2 separate regions of the Homo sapiens genome follow, and region 1 is linked to region 2. Evidence: chromatin loops called from intact Hi-C (ENCODE). Cell type or tissue: heart right ventricle. All regions are shown on one strand. Each heading gives the region's core, and the rest is flanking DNA. Links, peaks and the distances in the headings are about the cores only. Region 1 overlaps SORBS1 (sorbin and SH3 domain containing 1). Region 2 has its middle 39 kb from the start of SORBS1.

Region 1 (10,964 bases), core at 2,484-10,483, 220 kb before region 2:
TGGGTCACATCTGCACAAAGAGGTCCTTGTTGGCCTGCTCTGGGACTTCATTTACATATGTGCTTTTAAAAATGCTATTTAAAGCAGAGACAATGCTGGTCTTCTCAGTGTGTAACACATTTTCAGCTTGTCTTTCACAGACCATAAAGACTTTGGTCAAGGAAGTGAAAACAATGGCTGAAATAATGCCATCCGCAAGGCATGTGGTACTTGTTGTTAGTGGGGGGAGGTCTAAGACAAGCAATGATTATTTGTGTTTCTCTGGGATATTCCAGCAAGATATACTTCCAGAGCTCACTATCCTTTCTCAGTGAAGTAAGGCAAAAGAAAGCTCAGAGGTTGTAGTGAGAAGAGACAATCCCACTACGGACAACCAACATGACTGCTCCCCACTTTCTGAATTCCTTACAAACATCTGATTCTTTAGCAGCAACAACGCATCCACAGCATTAGTTTAAAAGGTGTATAACCACTGAAGCTATTAAACTTACCGGTTTCCCAAACTCCAATTCCGAAAAGAATTTATACCAAGGTTCATTCTTTAAATCTATCTCTTCTGGGCTTATATCCCGACTCTATAGGGGTTGGTGATAGAGAAATGGAAGAAAGAGAAGGATAACATTATGCAAAGATTACATAGGAACAGGCCAGTAGAGATGCAGTGGTTTCCAGGTATATACAGGAGCTGCATTCAACAGCAGCAATCATCTGTTTTTACTGACAACAGCAAAAACAGGAGGGAGAGGATGGGTTTATAAAAACAGGGAAATTGAGGCAGGGAACAGTAAGTGAATCATTCTCAGCCCTAAGGCAGAGGAAAATGGACTATAGATGGACAACTCTGCACCACACTGCTGCCTACACAACAAGTCTGAATCTGGGCATAACAGCATTCTGCAATAATTTTCAGTAATGTGGAAGAAAAGAAAGCCCTTTACAAAGAACTATTAGTTATGAGCAAATGACCTGGTGAGCACACCAAACATTTAGCCATCTATGCCAGTTGAGTAGAGCTGATTTTTATGGGCTAGTACAACTTTAGTACTTATTTGCAAAGCTGCCTTAAGGTTTTCGAAATAAACACAAATATTGACACTTTATAAAAGCCAATTGGTTAATACTGCATCTTTAATGGCACATGAGTAGGTAGGAAACCATGTCCCGTACACAGTAAAGTGAAAGTGAAAAATGATATAAGTAAAGACAGAGGACACAGTGAAAAAACATTTTAAACAAGTATCCATGGCGGATGAATACAGACAGAATATACTTCGTGTTTTAACAAATAAATGTTAAAGAATTGGGAAAAAATAAAGTGAAAGAAAAGCTAGACAAGACAGATAACAGAACAAAGGGGAAAAAAACTTCTGGGTTATATGACAAAAATAAGTTAGATTTCTCACTTTATATAACACTATGAGGTATCAATAGACTGATAATTTGATTTCATGGGATATAATATTTAACCAAATAAGTATAAAGTTCTGGCACCTTATTTCATGGAATAACACGTGTTTCTGGAAATAACTAGTTGGAAAATGAATGTGTGCAAAGCAAATCATGTTTTCCCCTTCATAAATTGGAGAAATGTTTACATCAGGGAAAAGTGTTTGAGGTTCATGACTAATTAAGTATGTATATATGTTTCAAAAAACATTGATAATCGCAAAAAGAGAGTTGGGGTGATTTTCTACAATAACCTGAAATATAAAATGCATACACTTTCTACTGAGATTGAAAACACTGCACAACAAACTTCACTACTTCTGGGCTATAACACCTGAGGGAGGGGGTTGCCATGTGTGGTGTGCAGGTCTTTAATGCTAGTGCTTCACAAAGCAGCTCTTCTTGTACTTTACTTACAACACAGTTAACATCCCCTTTGCAGCTTGTAGAAAAATGGCTGCTAACTTTCTTAGTGACCTTTACCATCCCTTTTTCTAAGATCTTTAAAAGAATCTTTAGCATTACTTTCACTTTTGCTACAGGTAGAGGACTATGGAAATATGGCAGGGAACCTTCTTTTAACTGAAACCAAGCTAGGTTGAAATCGGAGGGAAAATCATACTGAAACACAAGGTCTGTCCTCCTGCATCCAGATAAGACTTCCTCCAAATGTCTTTAGGGACTTACGGTTTAAATCCTGAAGGAGAAGCCTTGCCCTCCCTGTAGTAAATGGATTCTATATTTATTCAATTCAGTGAAAGGAGGTACAATACCTACAAAAACACAACTACTCAGTAGTGGCAATTTAGACATTGGGAGTTTCTAGATCCTAATATGATGGGGTTTCATGAATCTATTTCATGTTTGTTATTTTTACAAAGACTATTTATAAACTGCCCTCTGGGAATGGTTAGGCTTTTTTTTTTTTTTTCTTAAATAAAATGTACCAGCTCTTTCGGGGAACTGCCTGAAAGTTTTGGTACTCATGATCCTGAAGTAATTAACTTATTTTATTCCCAAAGGTTGTCTGCAGATCGTTTTACTGTGGAGGTTAATGCTGTGACAATAATAGAATCAGGAGGTTATGTCAAACAGCGATGGGTGAGAGCAACCAGCCTCAGTCCTTTGAGCTGCCCAGAGATAAAGCTAAAAAGGTGATACCACACAGCCCTCACATCTGCATTTGATTTTGCCAAGTATAACTCAGCTGTGGATCCTGTTATGGAACAGACCAATAGAAAAACATCCTTCTGGACACAGAGCAGGAACTCTGGCCTGGCAGACAGGGAAAAATTCCATAATGCCTGGCAAAGTTCTTTAGTACCACAGGCTATTCTCCCAGCTCAAAAAAAATCCTTGGAAAAGGGCAGGTAACTCACCAGAAAAATGCCAACTTCTCCTCAAAGACAGTTTTGCTTCTTGAATGGAAGCCAGAGACCAGCTTCAAATTCCAATTAAGTAAGTCGCCTGAATGTGGTATGTCTGTGTAGCACTTCATAATATTCAGTTATTGTACCCATATTATCACATTTGACCCACCCCATCTTCCAATTCCTAGTCCAGTGTTCTTTACACTATACCATATTCCCCTTTTCATATTCCACATGACAGGGGGGCAGGCCCACTAAGTTTGCGATGACACCAAGCTAAAGCAGGGCTAAATGACCATGCTGAAAAGCCAGGAAAGGAACACAAAGTGAGGATGAACTGGGAAGAAACCAAGCTGGGGAAATCCCCTTGTTTTACACTTCTAAAATGTACACTGTGTCTGTAATCCCTCTTTTAATATCTGTCCGTCCTACTACATATATGTGTGTGTGTGTGTGTGTGTGTGTGTATGTATGTATGTATATATTTAACTGAACTGAACTTCTGTAAGAGACTTAGAGGAAGGTATAAAAGAATGAGTCCTGAAAAAGGCCATTTCTGACAAAGCAAGGACTGACCAATAGATCTCCAATTCCAAGGCTAGAAGAGAAAAAAGTATCCTACTATGATAAGAGGGGACCAAGTAGAGATAAAGACCCACATACGTGCCAGGTTTGGTCGCTCAAGCCTGTAGTCCCAGCAGTTTGGGAGGCCAAGAGGGGCAGATTGCTTGAGCCAAGGAGTTTGAGACCAGCCTGGGCAACATGGTGAAACCCCATCTCTACAAAAAATAAAAAATTAGCTGGGCCAGGCACGGGCTCATGGCTGTAATCCCACACTTTGGGAGGCAGAGGTGGGTGGATCATTTGAGGCCAGGAGTTCAAGACCAGCCTGGCCAACATGGTGAAACCCCATCTCTACTAAAAATACAAAAATTAGCCGGGCATGGTGGTGCGTGCCTGTAGCCCCAGCTACTTGGGAGGCTGAGGTGAGAGGACTGCCTGAGCCTGGGAGGTCAAGGCTTCAGTGAGCCATCATCACACCACTGTACTCCAGCCTGGGTGATAGAGTGAGACCCTATCTCAACAAAAAAAAAAAAAAAAAAAAAAAGACCTTCATATGAGTCTTTCAAATAGATGACTAGGTCATCAAGTTTGTAAGTCTTCTGTAGGGGGTTTTGAAGGCAGTACAGTGTTTCTTTCATCTTTCTGGAATGATTTAGAGTATGCTCCAGGGCAAGGTGAGCTCTAGGGCAACCTCTCCTGCTAACCATGCATAGATGTGCCTATGAAGTCACAATTTAAATTGCCAGAGTTAAGCAGACGTAAGTACCTCAAATGGAAAAAGCATTTTTTCTCCTAAAATGAGGTAGTGCATATCTGAGAGCAGACTTACATTCTACATCTGTCACTAGTTAGTATACTTACCCACAGTTAACAACGGAAGTGTGTGTTTTGGGGCGATGGGGGTGTATGCTCAAATTCTGGCAAACCAGATACTAGATACCAAAAGCCAAGACTCACATGCTGAAACTCACACTTCACCTTTTCTGTCCATGTGATAAAAACAGCAGGAAACAAAATCAAACATAAAGGATGAATTCAACTACTGTGAAGGGCAGACTGTCAAAAGATTAAGATTCAACTAAAACTTCTCTTTGGAGGAACAGAGCTAAACTGGGTGAAACTATTGGACATTCCTACTCCTCCTTGGCCTGCCTTTGGTGTTCATGCCCCATTAGTGGCTTGGCTTAGGGCTTGGTACTACACAGAGGAGCTTTGCAATCCATGTACGTGCTCACCACCATTCTCCAAGAAGGCCCCGTGGGGCACTATGTGTTACTTTTCAGGGTTTGTAAAAACAACGTAAATGATCCCAAGAACTGTGGTATGGAAGATCCTGGTAAACTATTGCGGTATCAATGAGAAAAACTAAACTATGTTGTTTTTCCTAGTTCTGAGTAGTGGTTAAATGACTAAGAACCAGGGAAAGGAGCTGGAAACAAAGGAGAAATTAAGAAAAGGGAGCCTTCGGTAAGAGCCATGAAAATCTATGAATGGTAATACTGCCAAAACAAAAACACTCAAAGGTCTACAGAGTCCCTGAAATCATTTAAATGTATTAATATGTAATGGTGGGTCCCAGTGTTGGAAATAAACCCAAGGAGCACGACTTTCTTTGCAGGAGCACCTGGGTGCAAGGTTACCTTCTATGTTTCTTACGTACAGTATCTTCTAACAGCAGAGAACCTCCAAAGAAGGGCAGTAGTGGGGAGAAGGCGAAATTCTGTGCTCCTCTCTGAACTTTCTGCTTGAAATAACTGGTGCATAGTGAACGCTGAAGAATGACAACTCTAAGTATTTCTGTGACCTGTTGACCTTTTTTCCTAATTAAAATGACTTATCCTTCAGTGCTTTTAGAGATGTCACATTTTTATCTCAGTAGAAGTCAAATCGATTCTTCTTTCAAAACATGTAGAGCCGATGAGGCGGAGGGAACATAATTTGAGCCTGCATTTCAGAGGCCTGCTTATTCTGTAGACATTGTGGTGACCGTATTTTAATAAAAACCAAACTCCAGCATAATAATTCCATCCTGCTGTCCTGCTGGAGGACTGCAATGTTTATGGAGCTTTGGAGAACCCCTTAACCAGGATCACAATTCCAAAACAGCTTTTCCCAATGAAGGGTTAATAAAAGGATGCATGATTGGCAGGTATGAAACTAATCAATGTGTAAGAATTCTTCCTGTTTCACAGAAGAGGCCGCTTTTCCAGGGTGGTCTGCTATATGCATACAAACCATTTTCCCCACTCATAATTGCTTAGAGATGTAAACTTGTATAGGGAATCATAAACCAGGTCGAATATGAAATTTGTCCTCAATATTGCACTTGTCAAAAAAGGAAGACCTAAAGGATATATTCTAACAGCCTGGGCCTTTTTTCCAAGTCACAACATCCTATTAGTTATGTAGCTTTTAATGACATTCTAGTAACTTGTACAAAATTTATGCCTGTTCAGAGTCACTTAAAAAAAACTGGACTTCAGTCCACTTAATGACAAGCCTGATAAATGAACACTTAGACATTCAAAAAAAGACAGCAGCAAAATCAATCTTTATGTTAGTAGAAAAATTAATATTAGTTAAAACCATGCACAAAAAAAGCAACAGAGCCACAATAAGAGGGTTTTTTAAAAGCAGACTCGCGGGACTTATTTTATGAACACCTGCAAAAATGAAAAGGGTAAAAGTACTTCATTTTTGTCATTATCTTCAAAACAAAGTTAAGTCTATCTCAAGGGGAAAGAATGTAATCCAACTGCACAATGCATTCTGATTAAAGAACATGGGCACGGTGAGACAAAATAACTTTAATATGCACATTACCATCTTTTCGTTGGTCAGAACGGAAGACTTGCCAGGCTGATATTCGTAAATGCTCTTGGGCTCTGCACGATATTTTCTTGTGTCTACTTTCTTATCTGGGGGTTCCCAGTCATTTCTGCAGAAAGAAAATTCTATTAGAGCTATTTTCATGACAACTGGCATTAGCTTCCGACACGGTCTGACTTTGGATGGCTGTAGTGTAATCAAAGAACTGTTATATCCAAAGCATAACATCGGAGTCAGGGTGAACAATTTAGTTGTGTTGGTTTGCTTCTCAAAACAACCAGTTAAAGTTTGGTGTTCGCTTCTCACAAGGCTTGAGATGTCCTGTGCTCAAAACCAGGCACCAGGAAGGGGAGTGGACAAAGCAACAGGAACAGAGGCGGCAGCAGCAAAGCTGGCTCTGGAAAAATCTTTCACCTTGCTTCGCTCTATGGGCTTTTCATTCCACAGACATGCCTGTACTTCCCATTCACACTAGAGCAGTGAGAGAGAACACAGGTCCTGGAGCCAGTTGACTGTGGTTCAAATCCTGCCACACCCCTTGCTAACTAGGTGATCTTAGACAAGTATTTCACCTCTTGGTATCTCAGTTTCCTCATCTGAAAAATGGGGTTGTTGTAAGGACTAAACAATTTACATGAGACAGCACATGTAATCACTGAGCAAAGTGCCAGGCCCATAGTAACCACACAATAAATGTCAGTTGCTACCATAATTGCATTCTTCCCTGTTCCACACTGGAATAGGGAAGAGGTAACTGTGGGTTGAGACCTTAGATTCAAGTCAGTAATTGATTTTGGTTTGATTTTTGTATATGGTGAGAGATGGGGGTCTAGCTTCACCCTTCTGCATAACCAGTTTTCCCAGCACCATTTATTGAAGGGTCTGTCTTTCTCCCAATGTATGTTCTTGGCACCTTTGTGGAAAATAAGTTCACAATAGGTGTGTGGATTTGTTTTTGGGTTCTCTATTCTGTTCCATTGGTCTATATGTCTGTTTTTATGCTAGTACCAAGCTGTTTTGTTTACTATAAGCTCTAGTTTGCAAATTTTTTATTTGTGCATTACCGTACTTTGCACTGTGATTAAGTTTTTCATGCAAGGCTGTAAACTTCTTGAAGGCAGAGACAATGATTTATATATACCTATATCCTTCCATGATATATGGTTAAATCTGCAGGGAATACACCCAGTGGGTTCTGGATGAAGGCAACTATAAAGGATTTGTGGGTATACCCAGGTTTCTTTTCAAATTAATTATCAAACTCCTCAGGTAGAGGCCACTTAAGTTCGTGTGGTGCTTTTAAAAACAGCCATTAATTTGTCTGTGAGGTTGGAAAAGGTAGAGGTGTGAAATTGGATGTGTATTTAAGGAAGAAGTAAATAATTTTGTTTGGCCAGAGCCTTTTGTGTGTTGAGAAGTGGTGTAAGTTGGGGCTAGAAGATGCATGGAACTCCTGTCCAAATAGCATGAGGAGATTGCTTCAGAGGGCATTTTTAGAGATAAGAACTCAAGTCAGGTGTTTGGGACCAGCCTAGCCAACACGGCGAAACCCTGTCTCTACTAAAAAAATACAAAAATTAACCGTGAGTGGTGTGTGCACCTGCAGTCCTAGCTACTCGGGAGCCTGAGGCATGAGAACTGCTTGAACCTGGGAGGCAGAGGGTGCAGTGAGCCGAGATCACACCACTGTACTCCAGCCTGGATGACAGAGCAAAACTCCGTCTCAAAAAAAAAAAAAAAAAACTCAAGAAAAAGAAAACTGTTTTGTTTGCTGCAGGCATTTTAAGAGATTTATTAATGCTGTCACTAGAACAAGTCCAAGGCTTATGTCTCAATAATACATGTTGCATGAGTAAATGGACATTAAAAAGTGTGGCTTCTTTTTAAGTTATAGTCATTGCTATGAATATGTGAACACAGTATGCAAAAAGAATATGACAACATGTGACAAATCTTGCAGTTAAGATTTCTCTTGTGAAAATGCAAAAAGTTATGATAATGATAGTCAATATTAATTAAGCCCATACTCTTAACTTGGCTCCCATACTAGGAGCTAAGTGCTACCAGGAATGTTTACAGGTATTATCTCATTTTAACCTTGCACTATCCTTACTAGGAATCATGCTATTTTTATCCCCATTTTACAGAGGAGGACATTGAGGCTAAGAAATAAGTCACTGCTAATAGGTGACAAGGGACAGACTCAAATTCCACATTCCTAAGAATGGAGGCTCCTAGGTCTCAATGAACAACAAGGCCCAGGCTGAATGAATGAGAGACAAGCGGGCACTTACCTTTCTGAGCTTGACTTCAGTGAGGAAGAGCGGGCTGGGAGGGGTAGTGTGGCCGACCTCTTGACTACCTTCTCACCATCAATGTAGCTCATCTCACTTTTTGAGCGAGGCACAGAAAGGGGAGATTTTGCTGGAGAAAGACAGTGCAGACAAAAGACTTAAAACTCATGAAAACTGAGAACAGGGCAATTATCTTCCCTCATCCACCACTTTCCCTTCCGCCCCCACAACCAGGTTATTTGAAGTCACTTACTGTCTTCAGAAAATGAGTATCTGGGAGAGTACAGATCTGAATCATCATCTATTGAACAAAACAAAATGTAGTCAGGAGAAGTCTGGCTAAGGTAAGAGAACCAAGTTGTATGTTCCCCATTTCCACAGTCTGGTACGAGCATCCAGCCCCCCTAGGGATCCCAGCGGACAGAAGAGTGAAGCGCCAGAAGCTACACCACGGCAGAGCACGTTTGAGAGGAGCAAGGTTTGTAGGGCACACCCAACCAAACCTGTAGTCCAGGCAGGACAGTCACAACTGGCAGATGCTGCTGCCTGACATCAAGAAATGCATGGGGACAAACAGCCAAGGGTCCTTCTCTAGAGAATCCACACAACCAAAGCTGGAATGCAGGGTCTGGGTCTGGCTGAGTGGGAAGCAGGGGCTGAGATGGATCCCCGGCTGCACCAGCTCAGTGTACGGTTAAGCTCACCGAGTTCAACAGTGTCTTGAAAGGCCTCTTACCGGGGCCTCGGGCTGCTATTGGGTGGGAAGGAGAGGCCCAGAGGGTGGGTTTTCTAGCTTCTTGCCTCAGCTTTGACCTGTTTTATATGGTAAGCTTTCATACACATCATTAACAAAGAAGTTCTGCAGCTAAGAGAAGAATTTGAGAAAACCCTCATCAAAATTTGTTTTGATTCCACCTCAATCTGGTTCCCTGAGTAGATTTGTTTCCTGGGAACACAACAGACCCATCGTCAAACGGCTTCCTCTGCAAAGGTACTACTCGGAGTGAGTATCTAAACTGCATCTCTGGAGCAAATCAAACTCACGCGTGTCTCTATGGTGGGAGGTGGCTCTCCAAAGGCATGACACACATTCCTACGTAGGCTAGACACTGGGTTCTAAAACTTGCAGAACCTATACAAGACCTGAAGCCCTTGTGGAAGTGGCTGTATCTTCTGAACTAAAAATCAGACCACAGGCACATTGATGGGAACAGGTTTTTAAAGTGGGACTGTCCTGAAAATGCACTTTATCTAGTCACTACATCCATGATGGTCCCTCCAAAGCACTACACCAAAAAGAGTTAGTCTGAAATAGTTAGCCTTTCCCATTTCTAACATCTTGCTAATCTGGATTCAAAATTCACATACATGGAATGAAGACCCAATTCCTTCCCTAAAGTTCATGACAACTTTAGGAAAGCACATGAACTAACCTGCAAAGACAAGTCAAAGAATCCACTGTATGGTGGTGACTTCGTGTTAATCAAGTCCTTGTTTCTATGCAAATCATTTTAAGTTTCAGAAGAGACAAGGCCAGAATATTTTATGAAATATAAATAAGCTAACATTGCTATTATTTTGATAAAGCATTATTCAGACAGCCTCTCTAACAATCACTCCTTCTTGTCCCCTCTTTTCCCCATTTTTATTTGTCTCAGGTCTCCCTTGGCCCACATAAGGGACAGGCATCGGGTACCAAGGTACCTTTTCCCCTACTTCCTTCCCTCACTTTCAAGAATTTATCAATATCAAGGTTGAACAGGGCTTAAGGTTTTTTTCTACCAACATAGCCAAGCCTTTCACTATTTTAAATTGAGTGTGTAAGCTTATTTATGTTATCTTCTGAAAATAGAACAGGGGAAAGAGATAAAGTGGGATCCAGAAAAAGATTTTTTGAAAGATTATTCTGAAAAATTGTGTGTTGACAGTTGTTTTTTTAAACAGAACGTCTGATTATACTGACAAAATGCCATGATGTCAAAGAAAACTAAAAATGAGCTTTGATTACAGGGACTTGATTAGAAAAAATGCTGCAATGAAAATGCCCAAATGAAAAGTTAGCTAGTTAGAAGCTGATGTATGCACTGCTTAAAACGTAGCCTAGCATTTTAGCTCAAAACCCTGTACATCTCTGAATCATGGAGAAATTATAGCTTATCAGTAGATGATAAGATGAAGGTTAATTTATAACTATTACCTGGTTCATGAAGTAAGAAGCAAAGTTTTCACTGGGTGGAGAGGAGTGGCATTTAAATATTCAGGTTTTTTTGTTTTTTTTTTTTAAGCCTGAGCTCTTTAAAAAATGTTTCTATCTAGAGCTTTCTAATGTGGAACTCTAGAAGGTTTATTAGAAGAAAATGAGAAATACTGGTTGAGCGTGGTGGCACATGCCTGTAACCCCAGCACTTTGGGAGGCTGAGGTGGGTGTATCGCTTGAGGTCAGGAGTTTGAGACCAGCCTG
Region 2 (10,720 bases), core at 2,721-10,720:
AATCAGATACGGAAGACCTCTTATGCTCAGCACCAACAGATCCGCCAAATCCAGAAGATGATGGAAATCATGACCCAAGAGGTGCAGACAAATGACTTGAAAGAAGTGGTCAATAAATTGATTCTAGACAGCATTGGAAAAGACATAGAAAAGGCTTGCCAATCTATTTACCTTCTCCACGATGTCTTTGTTAGAAAAGTAAAAATGCTGAAGAAGCTCAAGTTTGAATTGGGAAAACTCATGGAGCTTCATGGTGAAGGCAGTAGTTCTGGAAAAGCCACTGGGGACAAGACAGGTGCTAAAGTCGAATGAGCTGATGGATATGAATGACCAGTCCAAGAATCTGTTTAAAGTTCAGACTTATAATAGTGGCAAATAAAAAGTCCTATTTGTGATGAAAAAAAATAATGATAATCTCCAGTTCCATCCATGTTGCTGCAAATGACATGATTTCATTCTTTTTATGGCTAAACAGTATTCCATTGTGTATATATACCACATGTTCTTTATTCTACCATTGATGGACACTTAGGCTGATTCCGTATCTTAGCTATTGTGCATAGTGCTGCAATAAACATGCAAGTTTGCAGATATCCTTTTGATATATTGATTTCTTTTCCTTTGGGTAGATACCCATTAGTAGGATCGCTGAATCAAATGGTAATTCTACTTTTAGTTTTTTTAAGAAACCTCTGGCCAGGCACAGTGGCTCATGCCTGTAATTCCAGCATTTTGGGAGGCCAAGGCAGGTGGATCTCATGAGATCAGGAGTTCGGGACTCACCTCGCCAACATGGTGAAAACCCGTCTCTAATAAAAATACAAAAATTAACCAGGCATGATGGTGGGTGCCTGTAATCCAAGCTACTCAGGAGGCTGAGGCAGGACAGTCGCTTGAACCCGGGAGGCAGAGGTTGCAATGAGTTGAGATTGCACCACTGTACTCCAGCCTGGGCAACAGAGTGAGACTCTGTCTCAAAAAAAAAAGAAAAAAAAAAGAAATCTCCATACTGTTTTCCACAGTGGTTGTACTAGTTTACATTCCCACCAACAGTGTAAAAGAGTTCCCCTTTTTCCATATCCTCACCAAGATGCTATTTTTTTATCTTTTTAATAAAAGCCATTCTGATTGGAGTAAGATCTCATTGTGGTTTTGATTTTTATTTCTCTAATGATTAGTGATGGTGAACATTTTTCATATACCTGTTGGCCATTTACATGTCTTCTTTTAAGAAATGTCTATTTATGTCTTTTGCCCACTTTTTAATGGGATTATTTGTTTTTTCCTTTTTGAGATTTTTGAGTTCCTTTTATATTCTGGATATTAGTCCCTTGTTGAATGAATAGTTTGCAAATATTTTCTCCCTTTCAACAAGTTGTCCCTTCACTCTGTTGATTGAAACAATCAACTGCTGTTCAGAAGATTTTTAGTTTATTATAGTTCCGTTTGTCTATTTTTGTTTTTGTTGCCTATGCTTTTGAGGTCTTAGTCATAATTCTTTGCCCAGGCCAATGTCCAAGAGAGTTTTTCTTAGTATTTTTATAGTTTTAGATCTTATGTTTCAGTCTTTAATCCATTTTGAATTTACTTTCACATATGGTGAGAGAGAAGGATCCAGTTTCATTCTTCTACATGTGGCTATCCAATTTTCCCAGCACCCTTTATGGAAGAGGGTGTCCTTTCCCCAGTGTAAGCTCTTGGCACCTTTGTTGAAGATCAGTTGACTGTGTTCTCTAGTCTGTTCCATTGATCTATGTGTCTATTTTTATACCAATACCATGCTGTTTTGGTTACTATAGCCTTGTAATATACTTTGAAGTCCTGTAACATGACGCCTCTAGCTCCAGTTTCTTGAGAGTCTGGACCATCTCTATTTTCTTTGCCCTTGGGCTTTATAAGACACCCCTATGTCCATATAATACATTATCCTTTTCTTCTTAGGCAGGGCAGAGGTGGTTTATGTTACCTGTAATTCAACGAGTCTTAACTAAGACTACTTCTTTAATGGTGGGGCAGGTTTAGAAGGGTCCGGTGAAATGTGTCTCCCTCATTGCACAGAAGGAAGAGAAAGAGGATGAATGGTGATATTTCTGAGACCACAACTTTGGATCATGAATCCTCAGGCCAAGGAGAAACTGATGCCTCTAGATTCTGATCACTCTACTCCACCATGGGAAGAAATTCAGACATGCCTAAGAAGTTGTCTGAATCTGTCATCCAAAGCCAACCTGTCTTACCTTAATCTTTGATTAAAGTAAACTGCATTCCCATCCCCAGACAATATTAAAAAATGGGGGGAATGGAAACAGGGGAGATTCCTGTGTTTCTACATTTCACTTACTCCTGGGGCTCCCGAGTTGCAGATGAGCCTGAAGTTTACACCAGAGAATAAATAAGATAGCTGTTTGGACATCACACACCACTTTGCCAGTTTCCGTTCTCTTGAATTATTTACCATCTAATTGTCTGCATTGAAACAGAATCTGGAAACACAGAGTCAGAGTTGTAGCCCTATTTGCAAGTTACAGAAAGAAAACTAGAGTTCAGTGAAGTACCTGAGGCAGAAGCACTTCATGAGTTTCTGAAGTTCTCTTACCTTGGGAGGGCTGTGAAAGCAGGGGGTGAAACCAGCACAGCAGCAAAGAGAAACACAGCCTCAGGCTGGAAGGGACCTTAGAAGTCACTAGTCCAGTCTCCCATTTGAGGTCACTCTCTCCCTCCAGTGTAGAGGTCTGGCATCTAGTCTGTACTTTCCCCTCAACTGGCTATGTCACCAAGAGCACCTGAACCTTGATTTCTTCATCTGCAAAGGATAGAATACAAAGAAGGATGGAATGGAAAATAAACCTGTCTATAAATTTAAAAAATTGTTATCACAAATTTTATTTTCACCATTGTACCAATAATTTCTTCTTTCTTTCTTTTCCTTTTCTTTCTTCTTTTTCTTTCTTTTCTGACTCTCTCTCTCCTTCCTTCCTTCTGTCCATCCTTCCTTCCTTCCTTCCTCTCTCTCTTTTTTTCTTTCTTTCTTTTTTTTTTTTTTTTCAAGACAAGGTCTCACTCTGTGGCCCAAGCTGGAGTGCAGTGGCACGATCTTGGCCCACTGCAGTCTCAAATTCCTGAGCTCAAGCAATCCTTCCACCTCAGCCTCCCTAGTAGCTAGTAGCTAGGATCACGGATGTGCACCACCATGCTTGGCTACTTTTTTTTTTTTTTTTGAGACAGAGTCTTGCTCTTTCGCCTAGGCTGGGGTGCAGTGGCGCGATCTCAGCTCACTGCAACCTCCACCTCACGGGTTCAAGCAATTCTCCTGCCTCAGCCTCTCGAGTAGCTGGGACTACAGGTGTATGCCACCATGCCCGGCTAATTTTTGTATTTTTTTAGGAGAGACGGGGTTTCACCATGTTGGCCAGGCTAGTCTCAGATTCCTGACCTTGTGATCTGCCCGCTTCAGTCTCCCAAAGTGCTGGGATTATAGGCATGAGCCACCGCGCCCGGCCCATCCTCAGCTACTTTTTGTATTATTTTTCTTTTTGTAGAGACAGGGTCTCACCATATTGCCCAGGCTAGTCTCAAACTCCTGGGCTCAAGCAATCCTCTGCCTAGGCTTCCCAGTGCTGGGATTACAGGTGTGAACCACCATGCCTGGTCTGCACCAATAATTCCCATAGAAAGAAATATTAATAGCTATGAAAATTTTAAAATAAAGTAGAAAACTTAGAAAAGTATAATGACAAATAAAACTCACTTGTCTCACTGCTCAGTAGAAATCACTCATTAGCCGAGCATGGTGGTGTGTGCCTGTAGTTCCAGCTACTCAGGAGGCTGAGGCAGGAGAGTCACTTGAACCCGGGAGGCAGAGGTTGTGGTGAGCCGAGATCGCGCCACTACACTCCAGCCTGGAAAACAGAGCGAGAGTCTCTCTCTCTCTCTCTCTCTCTCTCTCTCTCTCTCTCTCTATATATATATATATATATATATATATATATATATATACACATATATATATATATACACATATATATATATACACATATATATATATATATATACACATACATATATATATATATATATATATACACATATCTTTTTTTTTTTTTTGAGACAGGGTCTCACTCTGTCACCCAGGCTGAAGTGCAATGGCTTGATTATTGCTCACTGTAGCTTTGACCTCCTGGTCTCAGGAGACCCTCCCGCCTCAGCCTCCTAAGTAGCCAGGACTACAGATACACATAACATGTCTGGCTAAGTAAAAAAACAATTTTGTAGACATAGGGTCTTGATATGTTGCCTAGGTTTGTCTTGAACCCCTGTCCTCAAGTGATACTCCAGCCTCAGCTTCCCAAAGTGCTGTGATTACAGTTGTGAGCCACTGTGCCCAGCCCATAATATTATTTGATACATTGTCTTCCAGTCTTTTTCCAACTAAATATATATAATTGAGAAATTTTATTTATACTGTTTTATAGCTTAGTTTTTTCCTATTCAATATTTTCTAGTGCGTCTCGTCTCCACGTCAGTAAATATTCTTCAAAAACAAGAATTTTGGCTGGGTGCCGTGGCTCATGCCTGTAATCCCAGCACTTTGGGAGTCTGAGGTAGGCCGATCATGAGGCTGGGAGCTCAAGACCAACCTGGCCAACATAGCGAAACCCCGTCTCTACTAAAAACACAAAAATTAGCTGAGCATGGTGGCGCGCACCTGTAGTCCCAGCTACTTAGGAGGCTGAGCCAGAAGAGTCGCTTGAACCCGGGAGGCAGATGTTGCAGTGAGTCGAGATCGTGATACTGCACTCCAGCCTGGGCAAGAGAGCGAGACTCAGTCTCAAAAAAAAATAAAAAATATAAAAAAATTAGATACAGGGTCTCACTATATTGTTTAGACTGGTCTCAGACTCCTGGGCTCAAGCGATCCTCCTGCCTTGGCCTCCCAAGATGCTGGAATTACAGGCATGAGCCACCACTCCTGGCCAAGTTATGCATTTACTAGTTAGGGTCAATTTACACCACCAATTTCAATGGAAATCAATATGATTTTTGATATTTGCAAAGAAAGTGGTCCACTTCTTACAAACAGACTTCGGGATGAAAAATGAAGATGAGGCAGACACATCTACAGTGAGGAAACGGATGATGCCTCCTTTTTCCTCATAGGCAACTTGGGGGAGGGGAAAGGAGGTAAGTAAAGGCATGTGGGGGAAGTCAGAGAAGCATCCACACCTGCTCATTATATCAAGTGTCTAGAGACTCTCTAAATAATTCAGACACAGTCGGCTCCCTCCAGGGGCAGGTGTTGAGGAGAGTTTCCAGACAAGCAGCTCCTCTTGCAAAACTGGGGCAGACTGAGGATCTGATTACGTGAAAAGGGGTCCAGTTAGTAGCTATGGCAACCTCCTTCTTCAGCCTTACAACTTGCCTTTGGGATAAGGTACAAGAAGCTTCTGGGAAAACACTACTGCTATGCCCCCTGTGGTGGTGAAGAGTTTTGAAGCTCTGTTGTCTTGGGTTCAAATCCAGGTTCCTCCGCTACAGTGTGATCTTGGGGAATTTACTGATCTTTAGGTTCTATACCTGTAAAATAGGGGTAACAATTCCCCTACTCAGATTATTGTGGCATCATGCATAATTCATCTAGCCCCCTTACTATGATGCTTAGTACATGGTGCTTAGTACATAGTAGATCTGTCCTAAGAATGTCCTCACTTTATGTCCTAGGAATTGATGCTTGGACTTTAAATAAAAGAGAAACGTAGGGCCTGGTGCGGTGGCATGCACTTGTAATCCTAACTATTCAGGAGCTGAGATAGAAAGATTGCTTGAGTCCAGGAGTTGAGTTTGAGACCAGTCTGGGTGACAGAGTGAGACCCCTGTCTCAAAGGGGAAAAAAAAAAGCAATGTTGAAAACTAAGAGAAAGCCATTCCTTAGAATCATAAACAGTAACAGCCAATAGTTATTAAAGGTTAACCATATGCTGAATACCGTGCTGAGTGCTTTACATTTACTCTCGCAAAACCATTTATGGATACGTATCATCAAAATTCAGAGAAGTTAAGACACTTTCCCCAGGTCAAACAACTAGTAGGTGTTAGAATCAAGGTCCAAACCCTATTCTGCCTCTAAACTGAAAAGGCCTGTGCTCTTACCCTGTAAGGAAGAGGATCTCTGGAAGTTATTTTACTGATCCAGCACTTCATTTCCAGGAGAGCAGCCTGAGGATCGGGAGGGGATAATTTGCTGGGCATTGAGGAAGAGCAGGCCGACTTCCTTAGGTCCATGGGACCCGACTGCCCTCTAGCGTTAGAGGAATCCTGGGGCCAGATGGAATAAAGAGCAAGTTGGTTTTCTTAGGTTATGGTGACTCCTCCTGCCTTCAGTATGGGATCATAGCTGCCTAGTTTGGTGTTTTCCTATTGGCCAAAGGGTTTCTCCTAGGGATTAGGGTAAAATAGGCTGTAAAGGGTGGGACTTAAGGATAAGAATTACCTGAATTTAGAGCAGCAATTCTCAGACAGATCAACGTTTGGACCATCAGGTGGAGGGAATGTCTCTTATCCCCAGCATCTGGCACGTAGTGGGTGCTCACTGGATACTGAATGAGGCTTTAAAATCTCATTCTCCCTAATAGCAGAGTTCTGTAAAATAGCAGAGATCTGCAAACTTAAATGAGGTGCCCTTAAGGTAGTTATGAAGTTATTCATCGATTTTTGCCAGAAGTGCTAGTGGAAAAGACATTGTAACATTTAACTCAATTCTACTACAGGAGACTCCACAGGACACTTTCATAAGGAAGAGAGAACAATGACACTCTTCAGTGGTTTAGAAATAAGTTGGGGTCAGGGACGACTTGATCGTCTTAGACTGCCAGCCTCATACCAGTGTCCCTAATGGTCCATGGATCTCAGAGAAAGCCCCCTCCATCTCTATAGCTCTGCCCAAGTAGCCTGTTTCAAAGCTACTCAGTGAGCATCTGTGTGCATTGCACCTTGCTGGGCTCAGTGGGGGATACAAAGACAGATATGCCAGATGTGGCTAATTGTGGCCAACCTGGATGGTGCTTCTTCCATGAGCTAGGTGTCCGGTCCATTATCTGATTATTTACTGACAGGAGTCTTCAAGGTAAGTATTAACTGTCTACTTTTTTCCAAATAAGGAAATTGAGGCTCATTGCAGCAAAAAACAATCCTGCAAATTCCTACAATTTATAGATGGGAGTGCAAGTCATATGACTTCCAAATCCATACTCTTTCCACTATGCCACTCTGGCCAATTCTTTGAAATATTAGGACTCCTTTTCTAAAATGCAGGTATCTCCAAGACAATTATTCCTGTTTTTGTCTGCTTGGGCTGCCATAACAAAATATCATAGACTAGGTGGATCAAACAACAGAAATTTATTTTTCAGTCTGGAGATTGGGAAGTCCAAGATCAAGGTGCTGGCCAGTTCGGTGTCTGGTGAGGGCCCTGCTTCCTAGCTTGCAGGAGACTGTTTTGTCTTCTCACTGTGTCCTCACATGAAGGGCAGGAGGTCAAGGTCTCTAGAGTCTCTTATTTTACTTTTTACTCAACAGTTTGTTGAGAGACGTGGCATCTCTTACGAAAGCACCAATCCCACCATGAGGGCCCCACCCTCACGACCTCATCTAACCCTAATTACCTCCCAAAGGCCCCGTCTCCAAACACCATCACATTGAGGGGTAGGACTTCAACGAAGGAATTTGGGAAGGGCACAAACATTTAGTCCATAACAACCCCCATCAAGCCATCAGTTTAAAAATAGATGGCTTTTCCTATACTTTGTTTCTTACATTTAGCTTTCTCTAGCCTCATTTCCTACTGACCCTTAGTCTGTAGCCTCTGCCTAGGGCAAGTTTACAACTCACTTTTTTTTTTTTTTTGAGACAGAGTTTCACTCTTTTCACCCAGGCTGGACTGCAATGGCACGATCTCATCTCACTGCAACCCCCATCTCCCAGTTCAAGAGATTCTCTTGCCTCAGCCTCCCAAGTAGCTGGGATTACAGGCGCCTGCCACCATGCTCGGCTAATTTTTGTGTTTTTAGTAGAGACAAGGTTTCACCATGTTGGCCAGGCTGGTCTTGAACTGCTGACCTCAGGTGATCCATCCGCCTTGGCCTCCCAAAGTGCTGGGATTACAGGCATGAGCCACTGCACCGGCCTACAACTCACTCTTTCCTCTCCAAAACTGCCTGGGAATTTTGTCTTTTCTCCACCTCTTATGGAGCACTTCAGCTTTCCTATATTAAACCCGCATTACAAAACTCATCAATGAGTTCAAGGGAACAAAAGAGCCTTCCAAGAAAATCTCTTTGGAAAGTCACTAGGGGTAACTGTACCTAACATCGCTACCCCCTAATGTAGTAGCTTACCCGATTTTTATCTTCTCCTCTTCCTCACAAAGAGGATCTTGATTTTTGTTTGAGCAGGAATGTGCCCAGCTGTAAAACTCTACTTCCCAGTCCTTGCAGCTACAGTTGCTCATGTGGCCACAATAAACAGTTCCTCCTGATGAGATGTAAGGGAAGTCACTTACTGGGGCTTCCAGGAGAGCTCTTTAAATGTGGGTGTGTTGGGCGAACTCAGCTGTGCATGCCTCTTTCCCCTGCCCTTCTTCCTGACTGGGACATAGATGGAACACAGGTGTGGAGATGGAACAGCCATCATGGTGCAAGGGAAGCTGCGGAGTTAAGAATGTCAGGGCTGAAAGTTGGAAAGAGTCTGGGTTCCTAATGGCATCACAGAGTTGCCCCGTTGGTCTTGAGCTACTTCTGGACTTCTCATTATGGAAGAAAAACAAAACTCTCAGGTTACTTACAGTAGTGGTAATGCTGAGATAAATCATATAAGGGGCTAAAAATTCCAATTCTTTGCCCCACCCTCAGAAATTTTGGCTCAGCAGGTCTGGGTGCGGGAATCTACAGTTTTAGCTAGGCCCTGTGGTCATTCTGTTACAATGATCCTTGAACCACAGTTTGAAGTAGTCTGAGGCCCACATATACAGCAAATAGCAGAGGGGTGTGTGTGTGTGTGTGTGTGAAGAGCGGGTCAGTGATGTTGGGTTTTGCTTTCAATGCCTACCAAAGACTTGGCCAGCTGTGGATGTCAGATATAAAAAACACCTTGTTCAGCTAATTTGCAATTTAGTGATAAAGAGCTTCCCACACCTCCATCTAACTAGAAAGCTTATCCAAGCTCCCATTTCATGAGTGTGGAAACTGAGGCAAAAATGTTTAAGTAGTTACCCAAGGTCACAATGCCAGTCAGTGACAGAGCTGGAAAAAAAATTCTGGAGTCCCAGTTCAGTGCTCCCTCCATTACACTGGGCTGCAAATAGCACCATGAAACTTTAGTGTCTGCTCACCTCTCCCTCCCATTTCCTCTGTCAGGCAGTGCAGTGGGACATTGTGGCTACCTCTCTGGCCGCCATCCCAGCCCTCTTTTATTCCCCAGCAGCCCTACTGTTTAGGTGAATGAATCCTGCTCTCAGCTCCATGAATCAATTAGGATAATCTTCTTCCCCTATCCGATTTTCCTCCTCCCTTACCAATAGAACCCTTACTTTCTTGGAGCTGCAATGTGCCCAAATAAAAAAGCTACACCTCCCAGATCCCTTTTAGAGAGGGTAGGCCATGAGCTAGTTTTGGTCAAGCACTGGGCAGGGGGGTCTTCCTGGAATGTCACTTAGAAGGGGCAGCTGGCAGACACTCCTCTGCCTATGGTTTTTCCTTCTTCCTGCTGGCTGGAATGCAGTCCTGATGGTTGGAATGCCACTACCATGTGGACAAGAGCCTTACCCTAGGACAGAAGAGAATAAATCAAAAGCAGCCCCAGTGCCTGATGGCCTTCATGGAGGCATTAAGTCAGCCTTGAAGCTGCCTACCTCCAGAGCTCTTTTTACATGAGAGAAACAGGAATGATCAAGTTCAAGCCCCAATTCTTTGAAGTTTCTGTGGCATGCAGTTCAACTCAATGTGTGCATTTATAGCAATGATTGATGCAGGCCAGTTTAATGAGTGAAGCTTGGGGTTTCTGTCTGATGATGATAGTGGTCTTTCTCAGGGCCCAGATGCAGGCCTGCCTTCTCAGTGGTCTTCCCCAAGGGCCCCAGCTCTCTTGGGCTGCCTTCTATTTAAGATTCCTGGGCATTTGTTGTCTGGTTGGGAGCTCATTGTGGTATTTGTGACAGTTTCAGGCAGGACTGTTTATAGCCTTTTCAGGCAAGCTATGCCAGAACTCCTCATCCAGAGGGCAGGGCAGTCAGGGTGACTTGCCAGACCATGTAAGGGTCTGGAGGAGAGGCAGGCTGTGCAGCCAGCCTGGGAACATGTTCCACATGACACCATCATTCTTGTGCTGGTAAAACATCCTCAGAGGAAAAGCAGCAGCATCGTAAGCGAGTGCTTATTTCTTTAGGAGGCCCCCATGAAATCTTTCAACTGCAGACTGTCAGGCACCAGGGGCCCTAAGGACAGGAGCTAGAGATGGAGGGAGAGTGGGGAGGGTCCGAGCTGTCAAGTGATCCTGAGGCAACAGGACTGGCAGGGAGGAGCTGGGGGGATGCAGTGAACTAAGGATGTCAGCTGGGGCTATGTGCCACCGCGGGAGCTCGCTCAGGTTGGACCCCACCAACTTCAGACCTTCACTGCACTTTTAGTCTTCAAGCTCTTGGGGCTTAATCTCCTGTTTTCCTTTCCTGTCT

What was found. Peaks named below come from ENCODE experiments on the same cell type or tissue, not always from the same donor. Only the 100,000 strongest peaks of a DNase experiment are listed, where the experiment ranks them.
Region 1: a loop joins it to region 2, with 4 times the contacts of the local background. A loop is called at or near these places in 90 of 110 quality-filtered maps.

What each region holds. Positions count from the first base shown.
Region 1 is chr10:95,375,482-95,386,445 of GRCh38, forward strand. It overlaps SORBS1 (sorbin and SH3 domain containing 1), which reads right to left. Exons shown (of 33, transcript NM_001034954.3): 16 at 8,757-8,804; 17 at 8,504-8,633; 18 at 6,204-6,318; 19 at 492-575. Among named protein-coding and RNA genes, the nearest start is that of PDLIM1, 90 kb to the left of the region's middle. In heart right ventricle, for the core only: no CTCF peak of the experiment used is centred there; no DNase peak of the experiment used is centred there; H3K27ac peaks cover 7,469 bases.
Region 2 is chr10:95,595,029-95,605,748 of GRCh38, forward strand. It overlaps the pseudogene RPS3AP36. Among named protein-coding and RNA genes, the nearest start is that of SORBS1, 39 kb to the left of the region's middle. In heart right ventricle, for the core only: CTCF peaks have their summits at 2,817, 6,304 (motif pointing left) and 6,529; DNase peaks (open chromatin) are centred at 6,273 and 10,280; H3K27ac peaks cover 1,356 bases.